Regions from separate parts of the Homo sapiens genome. Here regions 1, 2 and 3 are each linked to region 4. The links are chromatin loops, found by intact Hi-C in ENCODE. Cell type or tissue: PC-3. All regions are shown on one strand. Region 1 has its middle 57 kb from the start of LINC02461. Region 2 has its middle 100 kb from the start of LINC02450. Region 3 has its middle 51 kb from the start of LINC02450. Region 4 has its middle 120 kb from the start of LINC02461.

Region 1 (5,000 bases), 65 kb after region 4:
GTTATCAACCCAGAAATTCAGGCCAATGAGGCCCCACCTCTCCATAAGTCCAGTGGGCCAGGCTCTGTTCATCATTATAGGTTGTTTTTCATAACACTTCTGGGATGCTTCCATGCTTTCTGAGCAGGATTTGGCAGATTTGTAAGAAGGAATAAATGCTTGTCGTGGATTCTCCCTCTGCTGACCCTGAATGGAGCAGACATGGAGTATGGGTTCTCTCCCTAGCAGCCTTAGGAGCAAATTTCAGAACAGCTGCAAAGCAGGCTGACACACTTTCAAATAACCATCTGGCCTCACTTCCCACCCTGATGTGGCATAAACATGGAGATGATGACGGGCGGGGGGGCAATCATCAGATTCATCTCGGGAAAGAAGGACTGGAGAATTGAGGATAAATAAGAATTTGGCTAAATTTGGTATGTCGTGGTGGGCCCTTTTAAAAATGCCTTCTGGACACAGTAGCTTGCAGAGGGTGACAAAGGTACCACTCTCTTTTCCTTTGAATCCTTGAGCAATTGTCATTTTCCAAATTGAAGAAAGTTGCCCAAGTGCTGGAGGTGCCAGGATATTGTTTCTATGACAGTGAAATACATTACTGCCCACTGCGTTGAGCCTAGAAGTTTGTAGCTGCACATCTGCCTCACTAATTATGCTCCTAATGTGACAGAGGGAAAAGTACACTGTAATTTTGATATACGGTAGTTTCATGAATATAGCATTAGTGCAGAACTTCAGGGGTGCCTGTATAAGCCAGAGAATGAGGCTGCATTAAATATCCAGTAACTATCAAGCTAGCAGAGATGTTCTATTAGCTGAATGGCAGAGCATGCAATTTAGAAGCTGGAGACTCTGAGTTTTCTCTCAGCAGCAATGTCTAAACATAATTAATCAGTTGCTTCTCACAGTAAGTGACACTAATTAGTTGCACTCTAATTGCCATGTATGGAGTAATGTTACTCCATTCTAAGTGCTCTGTAGAGTAGCGACATGAGATTCTTAATACATTATCACAGATTTCCACGTAATTACAATTCTTTCCAATGGTGTGAAAGGAAAATATTGTAGGCTATTTCACCAGGAATCAATAAATAACTGATATTGTCACTGTTAGGAAATAGAGTGAGCTCCTTCCTTATCATTAGCATTATGTGATTAGAACTGTGTATATTGTGTGTATATTGTAAGTGCCAAACCTTGGAACTAAGGCATAGGTCCTTTGCTAGCTATGTTCTTGCTGGATGGTTTTCTCTCCCAAAGGAAATTATTCTTAGTTGTTCTGAATTTTATTAAATTTCTGGAATCAGACAGAGAATTGACTTGATCTGACAAATAAAGAAAAGGGAAATATTAACTTCTAATCTGACTTCATTTTAGTTTTTTTGCTTTTGTCTGGTTGTATTCTTTATCCTGTATGTCATATTCTCCTCCCTGGTAGAAGATTAGCTTATACTTTTATATATTTGACATTGTTTTTTATGCTAAAGTACTTGAGTTGCTTGAGCTTCTTTTTAGAGGCTTCTTCCAAGCATTTGTGATTCTAGAAAATTGTTCTTTAAAAACGATTTTAAACTACTGGGGAAAAGAGAAAATGTTCTTGGGCTCTCCTTCAGTTTCAATTCTATAAGATAAAGAACATCATGGGAGATCTAAAGAAAGAAATGTGACAGAGCTGATATAATAGCCAAGAAAAATAGGCCTCTCTTTATAAATTCACTAAACTATTACAAATGAGAGTCAGAATTCAAAATTGTATAACCTTAACTCACTATTTCTTCTCTTCTGACTTCCTTAGTCATATATATTTTAAATTCTGATTTTGTATGGATTCTACTTCCCCTTTCTTTGGAATTATTATCTTTTCATTATATGATTCATTTTGAAGAGATCTTTGTTTCTCCCGGGAGCACATTTGTCCTTTAGTGACTGTTTTGATTCTGGTGTTTAGCAGCTTTTTCTTTGAAGATAATTCTCTCTGTCTCTTTCTGTATTTTCTAAGTCATTTTGGAGGCTTTTACTTTTCTTCACTGCTGAGGTTGACATTATGCGAAACTTTAAGTTTCCTCCAAAAAAAATGCCAAGATCAATCACATACACTGTAAACATAAGAAACATTTCTCCTCCTCCTAGGCATCAGCTATAATGTTGATGTCGCTTTAAAATATGTCACACAATGTATGTTGTAGTGGGGCATGGGAACGGTGATGGTGATGGTAAGTTAAGAGGATGGTGAGAAACGAGGGCATTTTTCTAGGTGAATCCGTTAGCATGAGCACACAGAATACTGGCAGTGATTACAAAAGGGCACAACACTAGCTTTGCTGTAAATATATTCAATTAATAATAGAAATATGAACAGCTGGAAACAGATGCCTGAAGGCACAAAAGCATGAGACATATTTGAAGACAGTATTGCATATTTAAAAAGGAAATACTTAAAGTTAATTTTGGTTTATAAATATTCATTAATAATAAGACTATGAACAGCTGGAAACCTTAATTGTCTTTCCCCCCTACATTTTCAATGATTTTTTTGTCTTTTAAAAATATTTTCAATAATTAAATTTGCAAAGTTTTCAGTCATCTGTATTTCTAATGAAGAGAAGTAAAACAAAAATGCCCAATAAACAAACTTTTACAAACCTCAGGAAATCCTTATAGGGAAATATCCTTATATTATGCCATATTTGTTCTACCTCCCTTCATATAGGGATAGGAACTAGGCAGGATTGTGAGTCTTGGGCAGACTGAGAAGTTTTACAATAGACTTTATAGTATGTGTTTATAATTGAACCACGTGCATGTATTAACTATTCAAAAAAAGATGAAAAATTCATTGATATTATACAATATGCAACGCAAAGGAGAGACTGTGTTAAGGAAAGAAAGTTTTAAATCAGTTGTAAATAATAATAAGAGCAAGACTCCTTGGATGAGTCAAAGTGGTTTCCTAAAGGAGCTTGCCTGGGACTTTGTTAGTGCTAGAATCTTCTTGACCATGTTTTCCCCATCTTGGTGGAGTGGCTGTTAGAGCCCAGAATGGAGATGGAGGATGTGAACGAAGCAAGGCCATCCTAGGTTGAGAAAGAAGTGTCCCAGGATCGAGGCTTCTAATAAAAAAGTAAGAGTCTCTGCTCCACAAAACAGAAAGCAGAGCTGTTTTATGTGTTTGTTTTGTTTTACTAAGCTCTGTGATACCTCCTAGAAACTTCTAAACCAGTTAGTTTAGGATGGAACTAGATGAAACCGATTCATTTACAATGATGATGACCCCTGTATTTATTTTCGTGCTCAAGGCCTAGTTAAATCTGGATCACCAGTTACTAACATGATCTGTGGCAGCACAGAGGAGAGAACAAATTAATTGCAGACCTTAATAGGTTTCAGGATCCGAAAAAGTTCAGAAGCAAAGTCTGAAGCTTCTCAAAGAGATTTTAATTTTCTTTGTACAATGAAGATCTCTTTACCAGGAAGGCAGAGATGATTCAGTTGGGGCAATCTGCTTATTTCTATTTGACCAAACAAGGAGTGTGTGTATGTGACGGGGTCTTGTTTTCCTCTTTTTCTTTCAAAAGCTCTTCATTTGCTCCCTTCTATGAAACTTGCATCCAAATCCTGGTGGAGTATCCTTCTTGGAAAGCCATCTCATCTTATGAGTCACTTTTGCAACTACTTGATTTGGACATGGTTTTCTTATTGCAGATGTGTGGGAATCCCTCATCAAGTTTTCCAGCCATGTTCTCCTCAAAGGAGAGCAATGTTATCACCACCAACCCCAAAAGTGAGGAATAATAATTTATATGTACATGCGTATCTTCAGGGCATATTATTGGCTCTCGATAAAAGGCAAATAGTAATGATAAGCCTTGAAGTTTGACTTTAAAAGACAGCAGACTGCAAACTGCGTGAGCCATTTTGAAAACAGATTCAAAAGAAGAAGTTCTGAACTTTCATTTCCCGTCTGTCGGGTTTCTTTGAAGTGGGAGTTAACCCTGACATGAAACAGCTCCAGAAACTGAGTTATGCCCAGTTGTTTTTGGCCTGATAATTTGACCCTCAGTGATGACTCCCACACATAACTGGGTGTCTTTAATGACTCACTTTTCTCCTCTTAGAGATAGGTCTCCAGACATTTGTGCATTTCCCAGTCTCTGTGTTTCAGCCTCTCTGGAAGAACAAAAGAATAGCTTAATTTAACAAATAAAATCAAATGAATTGTCTGCTCCCTCTCTAAATCAAGCCTTTTTTTTTTCCAGCAGAACCTTCCTTACCTTCTTTGTTCTTGTTTGTAGTAGAGCTCTTCTAATTAAAAATCTTCTATTAAATGAAATAAAGAACTCATCTCCTGGGTGGCAAAAAGCTGAAGGAAGATTTTGCATGAATAACCTAGGAGGAGTAATTCGAAGCTGTTTTTCATTTTTATTGAGGGCAGAATAAGAAAAAAAATGATTTTGTTTGTGAAAACCATGGAATTTGGTAAAATGTCTTTAACATGAAGACTGAAATCTATTTTTATGCAGCTTCACTGAGAACTGAGGTACTGGGGTGGGGATGGAGTGCTGATTTGAAAGGAATCCCAAAACTGCCTTTTTAAAATGTTGCCACAAACACTAGCCTCTAAAAATTCTAATTGCCTCCCGCTTGAAAAAGACTAAACTTCAAAAGTATAACATGATCCTTAGAGAGGACTTATCTCCTGTAAATTATTTTAAATTAGGGTCAAAGTGATTTCCTCCTGGAGAACTAAATTACTCCTTTTTGAAATCAATTTTTATTTTCTTCTGCCATTATTAAAGAGTGAATTTTTAATATAAAAAAGTCAATAAATGTAAAGCTTATATATGAAAGTTATATTTCTACTATGTGCACCAGGAGCTCCATCTTCCCATTTCAGTTTAAAATGCATAAAACATATATATAATTTTAAAAAATGTACATAGTTTTCCTTTTTTTTTTTAACAATCATGCTGACTTTATGGAGCTTTTCTTTTTTTATGTGTATG
Region 2 (5,000 bases), 480 kb after region 4:
CTGGAGTGCAGTGGCGCTATCTCCGCTCACTGCAAGCTGGGCCTCCCAGGTTCACGCCATTCTCCTGCCTCAGCCTCCCGAGTAGCTGGGACTACAGGCGCCCGCCACCATGCCCAGCTAATTTTTTGTATATTTTTAGTAGAGACGGGGTTTCACCGTGTTAGCCAGGATGGTCTCGATCTCCTGACCTCGTGATCTGCCTGCCTCGGCCTCCCAAAGTGCTGGGATTACAGGCGTGAGCCACCGCGCAGCCCCTCATACATTTTTTTAAAGTCAATGTTCATCTGAGATTCTGATTTTCAGAGCTGTAGTAGAATATATACTAATTTCTTAATTCAAAAAAGGTAATTTTTATATTTAAAAAAATACTTCCAAAATAAAGTTAAAGCATAATTTCAGCTATGCTACTTGAGCTTTCAGTTATATTACTTTAATAAGAAATGAAATTGAAGAACATGGGTAGGCACGGTGGCTCAGGCCTGTAATCCTAGCACTTTGGGAGGCGAAGATGGGAGGACTGCTTAAAAAGTGTTCAAGTCCAGCCTGGGCAACATAGTGAGACCCCTGTCTCTACAAAACATAAAAAATTAGCCTGTCATGGTGGCATGTGACTGCAGTCTCAGCTACTCTGGAGACTGAGGTGGGAGGATTGCTTGAGCCTGGGAGATCATGGCTGCAGTTAGCTGTGATTGTGCCAATATACTCTAGTCTCGGTGACAGAATGAGACCCCATCTCTTTAAAAAAAAAAAAAAGCTTAAGATATGTAAGAATCTCACTAATGAACTAATTATATAGATTTTTGTAAACATAATTGTAAATAATACAAAAAAAGTGTTCTTTTAATCACTAAAAACAAGGGTATTCATGTAATTTCTTCAAAATTATCAACTTTTTTTCCTTCCTTTCCCACGTATAGTCCAACATCACATCTACTCTTTTCCACTCCCAGCAGCTATTTTCCATCTGCTGTCTGGGTTATTGATGCCAGTCTCTTCCAAACATTTCTCTTCCTAACATGTGACCTACTCTGAAGAATGTTTTGGGTGCCCTTGAGAAGAATGTACATTCTGTTGCTGTGGGATGGAATGTTCTGTACATGTTTTTTAGGTCCATTTGGCCTACAGTGTACTCCAAATCCAATTTTTTTTTTATTAATTTTCTGTTTGGATAATCTGTCCATCTTTGAAAGTGAGTTCCCTACTATTGCTATAGTGCAATCTATCTCTCCCTTTGGGTCTTTCAATATTTACTTTATATATTTAGGTGTTCTGTGTTGGGTATATATATTTACAATTATTATATCCTCTTCATGAATTAACCCCTCTATCATTATAGATATAAGAACATTAGTTCTTCTTTGTCTCTTTTTACAGTTTTGACTTAGTCTATTTTGTCCAATGTAAGTACAGCTACCTCTACTCTTTTTTGGTTTCCATTGGTGTGGAATATCTTTTCTCATCCCTTCACTTTCAGTTCATGTGTGTCCTTAAAAGTGAGGTGAGTCTCTTGCAGGCAGCACCTAACTAGAACCTTCACCTTCCTTAAGTCACAATTTGATATCACTTCCTGATTTTCCGCAACTAGGCTAGGCACCCTGTTTAGTACTTCCAAGACTTTTACTTCACTGTCTTTCAATTGCCTGCGTATGGTATCCCTGAGGACTGAGATACTCACTGACATGAGGGTAGGGCTGGGGAGGAGCGCTCACTATATAGTCACTGAGTGAATGAGTAAATCATAATTTTACCTCCCCATTTTCTCCTACTCTTCTCTAATCACCTATTCTTTGTCATCCCCAACTACCTTCATGATTGGAAAGATAAGAGAGTTGTTGAGAAAAAAACACTAGGTTTGGTTTCAGTGCCCCAGAAGTCCTAACTCTATTATTGTACTATTTGAGCTACCTTGGATTTTTTTTTTTTTTTTTTTTTGAGATGGAGTCTCCTTCTGTCACCCAGGCTGGAATGAAATGGCACAATCTCAGCTCACTGCAACCTCCACCTCCTGGGTTCAAGCACTTCTCCTGCCTCAGCCTCCCAAGTAGCTGAAATTACAGGTGCCTTCCACCATGCCCAGCTAGTTTTTATATTTTTAGTAGAGACAGGATTTCACCATGTTGGCCAGGCTGGTCTCGAACTCCTGACCTCAAGTGATCCACCTGCCTCAGCCTCCCAAAGTGCTGAGATTACAGGCATAAGCCACTGCACACAGCCAAAAGTTATCACCAAAATCTTTTATGGCAGTGACATTCATCATATTGAATGTATTAGTCAAGAACATAGACACAGATGAAAGACAACTTGAGTTGGTGTCACAAATATCTGGATATTGGAAATACAATTCAAGAATCAAAAAGGTGGCTTACCTTCACTGGGTCCCCAAGGCCATGTTCCTGTGCCTCATGCTCAAAGTCTTCTGGATTCTAAACCTACCTGTTAGTAAACCTTATCCTTTTGTTGCTTTCCAGATAAATACATTGTGCTCTCTGGCCCATACATATTGTTCCTATGTCCTGCCATATGGCCTGCCCTTCCCTTTAGCCAATATTATTTATCCCAAGTACACATCTTCCTCTGTGATGAGTTTTTTCAACTTAGTCACACACAGTCCACTCACTGTGAAGAGTGTATTCATATATCCATTCATCTCATAAGCATTTATTGGCCTCCTGCTATGTGTCAAGCACAGCCCTGGATGTTATGGAGAATACCAAAATGAGAACTGCTCCTCCTTCAGAGGAAGGAGCTTACAGTCGATGAAGGAAGAGACAGACTGAACAAATAGCTATTACTTGATATTGAAAAAAAAACAAATCTAAAGAGATTGGATCAGTGCACTACGACAGCATGAGGGAAGGGGCAGTCAAACAGGCCTTGAGGAAGAGGAGCAAAGAGAGATCAAGTTGTTCTGTGCAAGGGAAAAATCTGAGCAAAGGAACAGGGCCCATATGGAAAGCCATAAGTAGCTTAGCATAGGGTGTGTGGAAGGATATAGTAGGACTTCAGCCTGACAAAGTGAAATAAAAGTCAAACAGAAGTTTCTTATGGCCATAAGATGTATACAACTATTTTACCCAAACAAGATAAACATAGCCCTAAAGTAAACTGAAGGGGTAGCAAAATATTAGTAAACAATCATTCACTCAATACATATTTACAGGGCAACCGTAATTGGGACTATGCCAGGGGCTGGACATAGAGCAGGAAACAGGGAAGAGGCTCTGCCCTTAAGGAGCACAGCAGCCTTGTGAAGAGACTGACTGATAAACAGGTAATTACAATACAGTGTGGCAGTGGTAAATACAGGGTGCTAACCCACTGGGAAGCCAGCGTGGAAAGGGAAGTACAGTCCAGAAATCATGCTCCATGAGGAAAAAGCTGGTGTCTTATCCCTGGTAATAGGAAAGGACCTGGTTCCTAGTAGATATTAGATAAATAAATGAGTGAATGAATGACTACAGCATGAAGTTTCACCTCATTTTAAACCATGAGAATGAATAGAAATAGCCAGATGAGATATTAAAAGAAGGTAGCCTATATAAAACTTTCAGAAACACAGAAAAGAATTTTTTAGCCCAAATTCTTTCATTTTCTGTTTCCCCACACAAATTTACTCTTGTAATTTGCTAACCCTCCATTGTTGACAGTGGGGCTAATTTGCTACTTTTTCTTCCATAACATGAAAGTTTTTACACTAGACTTGATATAAAGTAGGTATGTGATAAAAATAAATGAATGATTGGCCAGGTGGGTCAGTGGATGGACGGATGGATGGAGAGAGGGATGGAGAGAGGGACGGAAGGATAAAGGAGGGAGGGAGGGAGGGAATGAATCAATTACCTGCAAGAAGCCTGGATATATCAAAGTACCTTTACATAATGTTACCACCTTAAATGTGTTTTTCTGGTTCATTGAGATGACTGAGAAAATGTAGTCAACAAAATTTCAACACCATTTTAAACAATGATGTAGAGCCTTGTCCAAGAATTACTGTTCTCATTAAAAGGGCTATAATGCAAATAACACAATTAAAATACAATCAAATCTATCACATAATATTCCATAAATGAAGAGCATTAAATAATTCACGCACCTTTAGGAAAGAACATTCCACTAAAAATTAAGTATTGAAACCACATGAAGGATTTTTTTTCCTTTAAGCATATGCTTTCTTGTTAAAAATATCCACATTTTCTCAAAGATATTAGCCTTATGCACATGGTTCAACATTCCAAATGCAAAACTTAACTGTTATCAATATAAGGCATCTGCTTTCCACACATGCCAATTTTTTGCAAGTTCTTCAAATAACAGATTTTAGTGATATCTAAGCTTGCCACATGTTCAAGGCTTATGCCAGCAGTCAATGAATTTGTATGACATTCATCTAGACCTCCAAAAGATCTTGGATTTCAATGGTAATAATTATACCAATAGTAATATACAACATATTCACATCTAATATGTTTTATTCTAGGCTAACCACATCAAACCTTATTTTTAATATTCACAATCTGCAATGCAGTCATAATTGTCACCAAAAATACTGCCTCAGAACTTTCAAGCTAACCTCGGCCCATATATACAAACAATCATAGTGCAAATTGGTAAACCTCTCTGGAGGACACTATAGACTGTTTCAAAAATCTTCAAATCTGCATTCCCTTTAATCCAGAAATTACAAAAATAGGAATTTAACCCAAGAAAATAATTAATGGTAAATTCAAAGTTTTCCTAAAGGGAAAATTATCCCAGTATTCATAATAGCAAAATATTTTTTAATCCCAAATGTGCAAGTACAGCCATGAAAAATTATGTCATATAAAAGCATTTATAATATATTATCATTGTCACAGTATACAATTAAGTGGAAAAATCATGTTACAAATAGCATGTAGAATGATCTTAATGCGTGTTTGCTTTTGTGTGCACACACATACACAGAGGACCTGGAAATACATGCCCCAGGGTACTAACAGTGGCTATCTCTAAGACTGTAA
Region 3 (5,000 bases), 530 kb after region 4:
AGAAACAGTGACTTGACTCTGAGCCTCAGGGTCTGGGGTGGAGCTCCTTAATGTCTCTAAGGTGCGGTTTAGTCCTAGAGACGAAGACAGGGCTGGGCTTGCAGGAGGTGGGGAACAGCTAGAGAAGACAATAGAGGGGAGAGATCAAAGCTCTGGGGGATCCTAAGCAAGACAGGTACACTGTCTAGGCTACTGCTTCCTCTTCTGCACAATGCACTCGTTGTGCAACTGGACTTGATTATCCATGATTGATGGAACAATGGGTGTTCATTGTTTTTTTCCCCCTGGGGACACGTGTCACAGGATTGCAGATCAAGTTTTACAACAATGAAGCAACCTCGAAAATGTGGTTACACCAGACCTCTGCTCTCCAAAAAAATGTTATGTCTTGCAGACATGAAACATTCATGAGTGGACATCAGAAATTCATTTTAAAGTGTGTATTTACTTGACTCCATGCCCATAAGAAAGCCTGCAACTTGCTTACAGTGAAAAGGTTTGAGGAGTTCCAAGGACACTGAGCATTTCCCCTAGAAGGGCCTGTGTCTTTAAAAGAAGGCTGTGTAAACAGCCCCAGGCAAAGTCTCCAGAATCACAAGGCTTTCCTCATGAAGTGTCAGCCTGGTTGTGTCAAGTCCCCAAGAAAGACTTCAGCATAATTTTCTCTGGCATGATGCTTTTTCATTCCAGTGCCAAAGATAGCCTTGGGTTTAGGCTTAGGAGAGAGCATGCAACTGGTTTAGGGCCCCAGAAGAACACTCCCTTACACCTTTTAATGTTTTACAATTCCCCAGAACAAATATATAGTGGTTTTCTGGCTTTTTAGCAAGAAACCTGGTGCCCACTAAGCCATCCTGGCACAGCCTTTGAAAATTTTTAAGATGAGTTGAAGTCAAGGAAAAACTGATCTGGGTAATTACAAGACACAAAAACAAAAGATCACTTACCAAAATGACTTGAAACCCTTTAACAAAACCATTGTAAATTGTGCTTTGGGGAGAACAAAACAATAAAATATTATAGCAAGTGAATGCTTTATTGCATTAAAAGCAGTCTCAGAGTCGTGGACTTTCCCAATTCTACTTCAATAATTTCTTATAATCTTTATTATTTTTAGCTTAACAAAAGCCCTGAGAAGCCAGTCTTCAAAACAATGATCCTTGTTACAGTGTAGGGGCAGTGACATAATGCAACAAGTTAAAATGGGACCCAATACAAAATCCAATGACAGCCCTCTCGTTGATGTATACTGTGTACACACACACACACACACACACACACACACACACACACACACACACGAGACAACCTCCCCTACTTTCTCCATTGAGCTGAGTACATTGGTTTGGCTAACAGGGGCAAGTTTTTGAGCAGGAAGGGAGTGTGTGGTCTTTGTGGAGCCCAGGAAGAGGCTATCACGTGGCAAGAGAGACAAGCAAGCGGGCTTTGCCAGGAGCCAGATAACACATTCCCACACTCTATCAGGAAAGGGAGACACATACAAAAGGCTGTCAGCCCCACCCACTGTGAGGACCCCGTCCAGGGAACTTGCAAAAATCAATCTTTAGATCCAACATTGCCCTGAGTCACCTTTGGCTTTCAATCCACCATTGGGTGGACTAAAGCCAACACAAAATTTAGAAAGGTGAGGCCAAGGTGAATCTCATTTATGACTACTATGGAGAGAAGCCTGCTCGAGTCATAAATATCTTCAGCAAAGTCAGATAGGAAAATCATCAGTAGCAGAAATACTAAACTGGGTTTGGAAGGTTTGCAAGGGGGGCAGTAAAACCAGCATTCGTGAAACTCACTATGAGCCATAGATTGTGCTGGCCCTTCCCATGGCTATATTATTTAATGTTTATTCTATAGGTTTGTTATTTAACCCTGAGTGAGAGACTGGATTGGAGTATTCCATTAGAAAAGTACAAAAAAGAACAGATTTCGTCAACGGTAGGCTAACCCCAATCCCTGCTCAGAAAATGCCAATCCAATAAACATTTTGGCACAGTGAAATCATGTGCCAAAATCCCCTCTATGTGGGTTGTAAGGATTCTCCATCTGCCTTTTTGGGGGGTCAGAAAACTAAATACAGGAAGTCAGAGCATGCCCAGAGTCGAGGAAGTACTAATACCATCAAATTAGGAAGCAGACTTCCTAGATGAAATTACAACAGTTGCTTACATTCGCATTGTGCATTTTATTCATTCAATAAATATTTACGGAGCTGCACAGAAAAGAGAGCAAGACATTCTCCCACCCCTCCCAGAGCTAACAGCTTGATGTGAAATGTCACACACAAACAAGAGACAACTGCAATGTTGTGCGTGAAGGAAGGAGAGGCTGATGGGAAGGAACCCTGGAGAGTGCCCAACCCAGACTTCCCAGGGGGCTCCTGTGAACTTCCAAGAACCTTTCTAGCAGCAGGCATCATTGTCAATTTTACCGATGAGGAAACCAATAATTAGAGAGGCTACGTGCCTTGCCCAAGTCAAATACATACATTTAGAAGGGGAATCCTGATCATATTACACCATACAGCATCTAGGCATGAAATTTTTTATCCCTAAAGCAATAATTTATTGAACAGGACACAGAAGACTGGAAAGGGCTGGAGTTTTCAAAAGTCCCTAACCTAATCTCAGGGACTAGTTTTAGAACTGAAAGAATTTGATTCAACAATTTTAAGTCTCTGTTTTAGTCTTACCTTTTAGCCCCACAAAATAATGGGTCTGGCTCAAATTCCCTTTGGAGAAACCACTGGGGACTCTACCTCTGTACCCGAGGACCTTTCTATTAATAGAAACTACAGCTGACCGTTAACATTCATGAAGACTGACATCATGAGAAATTTTGAATGCTCATATTTTCAAATGCCTCTGCAGCAAATAACTCTTTATAAAATGCAGTCTTTTATTCATTGCTTTAAGAAACATTTTATTGCGAGCCTGCTACATAAGCCAGGCAATAAAATATAATCAAACAATTTAAATGACCTCTTTGGAGCAGAAAACAAGACAGCTGGGTTGAGACTAAATACCAAGTGGTCAGCTGGGTTCATTCACCAGGGAAGTGACTCATCTCAGTGTATCAGCATCGCTATACGTGCATTCAAATCCCTGTTTCAGAAAAATTATAAGTACTACCGTTCATGGATTTTAGATCATTGGCATGTAATTGAGACCATAGTGTTAAATCTGTAAATGTCATGAGTTTGTACACTCAATGCTAGAGGCTTGAATTCTAGTGCTGTATAGCTGTGTGGCACTGGATTGATCACTTAACCTCTCTGTGCTTTGATTTACCCATCAGAAAGACTAAATTAGATGATCTCTAAGATTTCTCCTGGCTCTAAATACTGATTCGACTTTGCATAAAGGCAGCTTTGAAGTTGTGAATTTTAATCTTAAGGGTATTTGTTAAAGTATCATCTCAATTCATTTTCATAAAAATATTTTTTTTTATTTTCAGGAAATAGCCTGTTAAACTTTGTCTCTATTATACAATTATAAAACCTAGAAAGCAAGTGCTTATGATTGTGTATAATAGAGAAGCAATAGCTGCAGCAGCCGTAACCAATTGAGCAAATAAACATTACTCTTTCTATAAAACTGAGTAGCCAAAATATATATTTTTATAATCAAACTGTACTAGGGCTTCATGGAGTGCAAGTTCCTTGATTCTTCAATCTATAGGAACTTAAAAACTATTTTAAAATATCCTGGACTTTTGACCATGGTATAATCATATATCTCTCTTACTACTTATAATTGCTTTTAAGCGTGTGAGTGAAATTTAATTCTAGATCATCACTTTCCAAAGTAGTCCCATGATTACTGTTGCAGGTTTGCTACTAACTGCTCTGTGGTACCTTTCCCAAACTTGCATAATGGTGGTGATAAAACTGCTGCTAATGATTAATATTCACTGGCTGCTCATAATATGTCTACAAAACCATATGTGCAGCTCAATCCTTCCAGCATCATGGACTCAGAGACAATATGTTTCACATAGCAGGACAATCAACCACAAATGCTGCAGTCACTTTCAAAGGTTACTGTAAAGCATTGGTGGAAAACCGGGCTTTCTGTGAACTAGATGCAGCTCACAGATGTGGGCTCTGCAATTTTTTTTTTTTTACTTCATTGCCAACATTTACAAAATGAGATATGAAACATTTTTTAAAATCTGGATTTCTTGATTTGAATCAGAAGATATGGCAACAATAACACCACGATTTTACATGCTAACAACTGACCAGAAATGGCTAGCCCCTTAGATGGGCTTCCCCAGCTCCTCACTTTAAAACTTTGACTATGATTAGATGCCTCCTATAAGTGGAATCATCATGCACTATTTGTCCTTCTGTTGGCTTATTTCACTCAGCATAATGTCCTCACAGCTCATTCATGATGTCCACTATTAAAGAATTTTCTTCTTTAAGGCTGGATAGTGTTCCATTGTATGCATAGGCCACATTTCTTTACGCATTTATTTGTTGATGAACACATTATCATTACTGTGAATAGTACAGCAATGAACATAGAAGTGCTAATCTCTCTTCAAGATGCTGCTTTCGATTCTTTTGAATAAACACCCCAAAATGGGACTGCTGAATTATATGGTAGTTTTATCTTTAATTTTATTAGGAACCTCCATACTGTTTTCCATAGCAGCTGCACCATTTTGCATTCCCACCAACAATGTAAAAACTGTTTTAAAATAATCTTTTAGGAAGAAATATGAACATCACGGCCTATGTTAACTCAGAGGAGTGTTCTCTTCACATGTGGTTTATAGCCTGTGCCTGGCACACAGGAGGCTTGCAGAAATGTTTGCTGGACCAAACTGAACAGACTGCAGTACACAAGAGGGAAATTAGATGCCCATTTTATGATCTTCAGAAACAAAGTTGGAAATCAGCAATTTCTGATCAGATTGCAGCCATGGGTATGGGATCCTTGGCTGCACTGGCAGCAAAGTAGTGGTAGTGTCTTGTT
Region 4 (5,000 bases):
GGTGCCAAAAAGTTTGGGGACTACTGCTTTATAGTCTGTCTAGTTCTGTACATTGGCCTATCTTGCACCTTTAGTGGATTTTTATCTATGCATGATTTTTGTAACATCATGATTTGTTATTTGGAATATATTGGTTCACTCTTTTACATGGTTCTTCCAAATGTACAGTGAAAAATGCCACTGTACACTTACGAGAGAATGAGCTTTTACACACAAATAATGTACTAGCATTATGCCAAAATTATTTGACTCACAGACTCTGTGAAAGTGTCTCAAAGACCCACAGGGACCCATGCTACTAGAGAGCAGCTGCTCTATGGCATCATCATGGCCTTTTTTCTCGACACTATTTAATAAACACTGTTTAAACTCTCTATTGCCCCTTCTACTCTCACAAGTACCTTCATATCACCACTTTGACCTTCTTTTGATTTACCATATACAGGTATTTCTCATTTCAGAAACTTTGTTACTTCTACTTGACTTCTAATAAAGCTTTAGTTTAGATGCTCCTTTTCCCAAGAATCCTACTCTGACTTTCCTTAATTTGGGTTAGGTATCTTGTCTTAGATATTACTCAAATTAATAACTTTTTTTTTTTGAGACGGAGTCTCACTCTGTCGCCCAGGCTGGAGTGCAGTGGTGTGATCTCGGCTCATTGCAACCTCGCCTCCCGGGTTCAAGAAATTCTCCTGCTTCAGCCTCCTGAGTAGCTGGGATTACAGGTGCCCGCCACCACGCCTAGCTAATTTTTGTATTTTTATTAGAGACGGGGTTTCACCATGTTGGTCAGGCTGGTCTCGAACCCCTGACCTTGTGATCCACCCGCCTCGGCCTCCCAAAGTGCTGGGATTACAGGCGTGAACCACCGTGCCCAGCCCTCAAATTAATAACTTATTTATTTGAAATTTCTAAGTAGATTAAAACCTTTAGGGACAAGAACCATAACCATCTCAAAAAGTATTTGACAGATACTATATTCTTCATAAATCTTTTTTTTCATTGTAACAAATATTTCAAAATAATGATATGGAACTGCAGGTAATGAGATGGGTTTCTACTGCATTAAATTCGATTTTTATCGGTCTATATTTGCAGTATTGAAGTAACTCAAGCCTGTTACGTGGAATTTTATCTTTGTAGGCAAAAATAAACTTTCTGCTAAAACTTTCCATTCTTCAAGGGACAGTTCAGGTTTCACTTCCTCTAAAACAACAATAAGTGTTTCTGATCACCTCTGTCTAACAACTATCGCTCATTCTTTTAAACATATGTAGCCCTAAAGTATTCTTATACTGCTCATTTGGCAACTTGCCACGTGTTCTTTATCTTGGAGTGCTGGTTACTTTGGGTCCATGTTTTCCCCACAAGTTCTGAGCTTCTCAAGAGTAGTGACCATGTCCTCTTTACTTTTGGAGCCTCCCTATACATTTCACATTTTCTTGGTACACAGCAGATGTTTAGTAATTGATTTTGATTTATTGGCTTTTTTTGTCATTGGAATCTCAGTCTTCTCTAAAGGACTGTTACGAAATATTTTATTGGTGATTTTTTAATTTGCAGTACAGCCTTTCTTTAAACTTGGATCTGGAGAACCTACATACACAATGAAGCAATTGTACATATAAGAAGAAAAGCACATCCAGTTCAAAGTCTTCTTGGGCACTCCCTGGTTATATTGTACAGGACTGTGACCCCAAATAATACATACTTTTTGAAAACATCTGAATTAGTAAGGAATAGTTAAAAGTGACAGAAACAAAATTTAAAATAACTTAAAAAGGAAATTTATCGGCTCATATAATTGCGAAGTCCATGGGTGGAGATGTTTGTATTTAAGCCTGACTAACTCCAGAAGCTCAAACAATGATATCAGCTTATCCGTCTTGTGGTTCTGTTTGTATTTGTGTTTCTCTTCCTGATGGCATCATTCTCTCATGCCTTAGACAGGATCTCAAAGAAGCTTACTCAGTGCTTGGTGCTTACAGCCTACAATCCACAAGGCAGAGACACATCGTCTCTCCAGCATCCAAATTTGAAATCTTGGTGGAAGCATTCTAACTGGTCCAGCTTAGTTCATGTGATCATCATTTGGACCAATTACTAAAGATAAAATGCTGGAATACCATGATGGGATAACTCTCAGCCCTATATGCACCAGTGTCATTCACAGGCTAGCCATAACCGTATGAGTTGGGTGGGGTGGTGTTGTAAAAGCCTGACAGAAGTTGATGTGCTGGACAGAAAAAGATTCTAGGTATCAACTATGCCTGGGTTCAAAGATTTCTCTGCAATAATATTAAATAGGTACTTGGTTAATGCAAGGAATATGTAAAGTTGGAAACAAAATAAAACATGTATTTGGGTTATTCAGATGGGAAAAACATTGGTTACTTGGAGGGGAATATTGTATTTCCTCTTTTAAAAGTAACTAAATTCTAATTTGGAAGAGAGATGTGTATTTACCATCATATTAGCTGTGGAATGTAGGCAAATTATTTACCCTTTCTGAGTTTCAGTTTCAGATCTAGAGATCAGTAGTTTTTAACTTGGGCTACAAATTAAAATCACTTGGGGGAGCTCTTAAAAGGAGCTCCTATCAGGAGACGCCCAGGCCTCACGCTAGACAACTTAAGTCAGTGTCTGGGATAGGGATTCAACGTGATTACCTTTATAAATCCAAAGGTCATCCTAATGTATTCCCAAAGGTGAGAATCATTTCTCTAAATTCTTTCATTCCTTTGGTATACGATACATGTATTAGTTGTAAACTATGTTATTTATATTTACTGGGTTTGGGGTTGTTTCTGTGTCAACCATGTCTTCTATTTTCTGGGTTCTGATGCTTTGACATCTGGGCCCTTGTTGACTCTGGAAGGACTCCCTGCCAAGGTTGATCAATTCCAAGAGATGGTAAACAATTTGCTCTTGAGCTCTTTTCAAATACCAACCAACCAACTCAGAGCCCATGCCCCAACCACCACCTCCTTTACCAGACTCTTACACTCCAAGACACTATCCACCTGCCCTAATCACCCAAGATCAGGTACCAGAAAACCAAGGACAGCCGACAGCCACTATGTCCTATAGCCACTATGTCCTAAATATGCTAAACTTATTCAAATGATCCAGTCCTAAACCTGCTTACCCTCTTCACCTGTTCTTTCCCAGGAAATCTCAATAATTGCTCTTGCCCACAGTTTCCCCTCCCTCTGCCTCCTGAATGACCGAGGTGTTTCCCCGTGTGGCCCTTTCATAACATGGTCAACCCCCTTTTTCTTTTTTTATCTTTTTCAAATTTTTATTTTACTTTAAGTTCTGGGATACATGTGCAGAACGTGCAGGTTTGTTACATAGGCATACGCATGCCATAGTGGTTTGCTGCACCTATCAACCTGTCATCTAGGTTTTAAGCCCCACATGCATTAGCTCTTTGCCGTGATGCTCTCCCTCCCCTACTCCCCAGCCCTCCAATAGGCCCTGGTGTGTGTTGTTCCCCTCCATGTGACCATGTGTTCTCATTGTTCAATTCCCACTTAGGAGTGAGAACATGCTCAAATTGTATTTCCCGTTCTAGATCCTTGAAGAATCCCCGCACTGTCTTCACAATGGTTGAACTAATTTACCTTCCCACCAACAACGTAAAAGCATTCTTATTTCTCCACAACCTCACCAGCATCTGTTGTCTCTTGACTTTTTAGTAATCGTCATTGTGACTGGTGTAAGATGGTATCTCATTGTGGTTTTGATTTGCATTTCTCTAATGATGTTGAGATTTTTTCCATATGTTTTTTGGTCGCATAAATGTCTTATTTTGAGAAGTGTCTGTTCATATCCTTTGCCCACTTTTTCATGGGGTTGTTTTACTCTTGTAAATTTAAGTTCCTTGTAGATTCTGGATATTAAAATTTTGTCAGATAGTTAGATTGCAAAAATGTTCTCTCATTTTGTAGGTTGCCTGTTCATTCTGATGATAGTTTATTTTGCTGTGCAAAAGCTCCTTAGTTTAATTAGATCCCATTTGTCAATTTTAGCTTTTGTTGCAATTGCTTTTGGTGTTTTTTTCATGAAATCTTTGTCTATGCCCATGTCCTCATTTATTGCCTAGATTTTCTTCTAGGGTTTATATGGTTTTGGGTTTTACATTTATGTCTTTAATCCATCTTGAGTTAATTTTTGCATAAAGTGCAAGCAAAGGGTCCAGTTTCAGTTTCTGCATATGGTTAGCCAGTTTTCCCAGCACCGTATATTAAATAGGAAATCCTTTGCCCATTGCTTGTTTTTGTCAGGTTTTTGTCAGGTTTGTTGAAGATGGTTGTAGATGTGTGGTGTTATTTCTGAGTTCTCTGTTCTGTTCCATTGGTCTGTATGTCTGTTTTGGTACCAGTACCATGCTACTTTGTTTACTGTAGCCTTGTAGTATAGTTTGGAGTCAGGTTGCCTCATGCCTCCAGCTTTGTTCTTTTTGCTTAGGATTGTCTTGGCTATATGGGCTATTTTTTGGTTCCATACGAAATTTAAAGTAGCTTTTTTTTTAATTCTGTGAAGAATGTCAATGGTAGTTTGATGGGAATAGCATTGAATCTATAAATTACTTTGGGCAGTATGGCCATTTTCATAATATTGATTCTTCCTATCCATGAGCATGGAATGTTTTTCCATTTGTTTGTGTCCTCTCTTATTCCCTTGAGCAGTGGTTTCTAGTTCTCTTTGAAGAACTCTTCTCTTTGAAGAGGTCCTTCACATCCCTTGTTAGCAGTATTTAGTATGAAATTTCAGTATGAAACTGAAACTCAGAAACTCGGGTATTTTATTCTCTTTGTAGCATTTGTGAATGGGAATTTATTCATGATTTTGCTCTCTGCTAGTCTATTGTTGGTGTATAGAAATGCTTGTGATTTTCGCACACTGATTTTGTATCCTGAGACTTTGCTGAAGTTGCTTATCAGCTTAAGGAATTTTGGGGCTGAGACAATGGTGTTTTCTAGATATAGGGTCAT

The links. A loop is a pair of places that touch in the nucleus more often than their neighbours do. Peaks named below come from ENCODE experiments on the same cell type or tissue, not always from the same donor. Only the 100,000 strongest peaks of a DNase experiment are listed, where the experiment ranks them.
Region 1: a loop joins it to region 4, with 2.4 times the contacts of the local background. A loop is called at or near these places in 2 of 110 quality-filtered maps.
Region 2: a loop joins it to region 4, with 5 times the contacts of the local background. A loop is called at or near these places in 4 of 110 quality-filtered maps.
Region 3: it touches region 4 in a loop (8-fold over the local background); 3 of 110 quality-filtered maps call a loop at or near these places.

The regions. Positions count from the first base shown.
Region 1 is chr12:43,209,648-43,214,647 of GRCh38, reverse strand. No RefSeq gene overlaps it. Among named protein-coding and RNA genes, the nearest start is that of LINC02461, 57 kb to the right of the region's middle. In PC-3, no CTCF peak of the experiment used is centred here; no DNase peak of the experiment used is centred here.
Region 2 is chr12:42,792,648-42,797,647 of GRCh38, reverse strand. No RefSeq gene overlaps it. Among named protein-coding and RNA genes, the nearest start is that of LINC02450, 100 kb to the right of the region's middle. In PC-3, no CTCF peak of the experiment used is centred here; a DNase peak (open chromatin) is centred at 2,627; H3K27ac peaks cover 343 bases.
Region 3 is chr12:42,740,239-42,745,238 of GRCh38, reverse strand. No RefSeq gene overlaps it. Among named protein-coding and RNA genes, the nearest start is that of LINC02450, 51 kb to the right of the region's middle. In PC-3, no CTCF peak of the experiment used is centred here; DNase peaks (open chromatin) are centred at 408 and 3,048; H3K4me3 peaks cover 567 bases; H3K27ac peaks cover 1,693 bases.
Region 4 is chr12:43,274,716-43,279,715 of GRCh38, reverse strand. No RefSeq gene overlaps it. Among named protein-coding and RNA genes, the nearest start is that of LINC02461, 120 kb to the right of the region's middle. In PC-3, no CTCF peak of the experiment used is centred here; a DNase peak (open chromatin) is centred at 1,935; H3K4me3 peaks cover 862 bases; H3K27ac peaks cover 1,812 bases.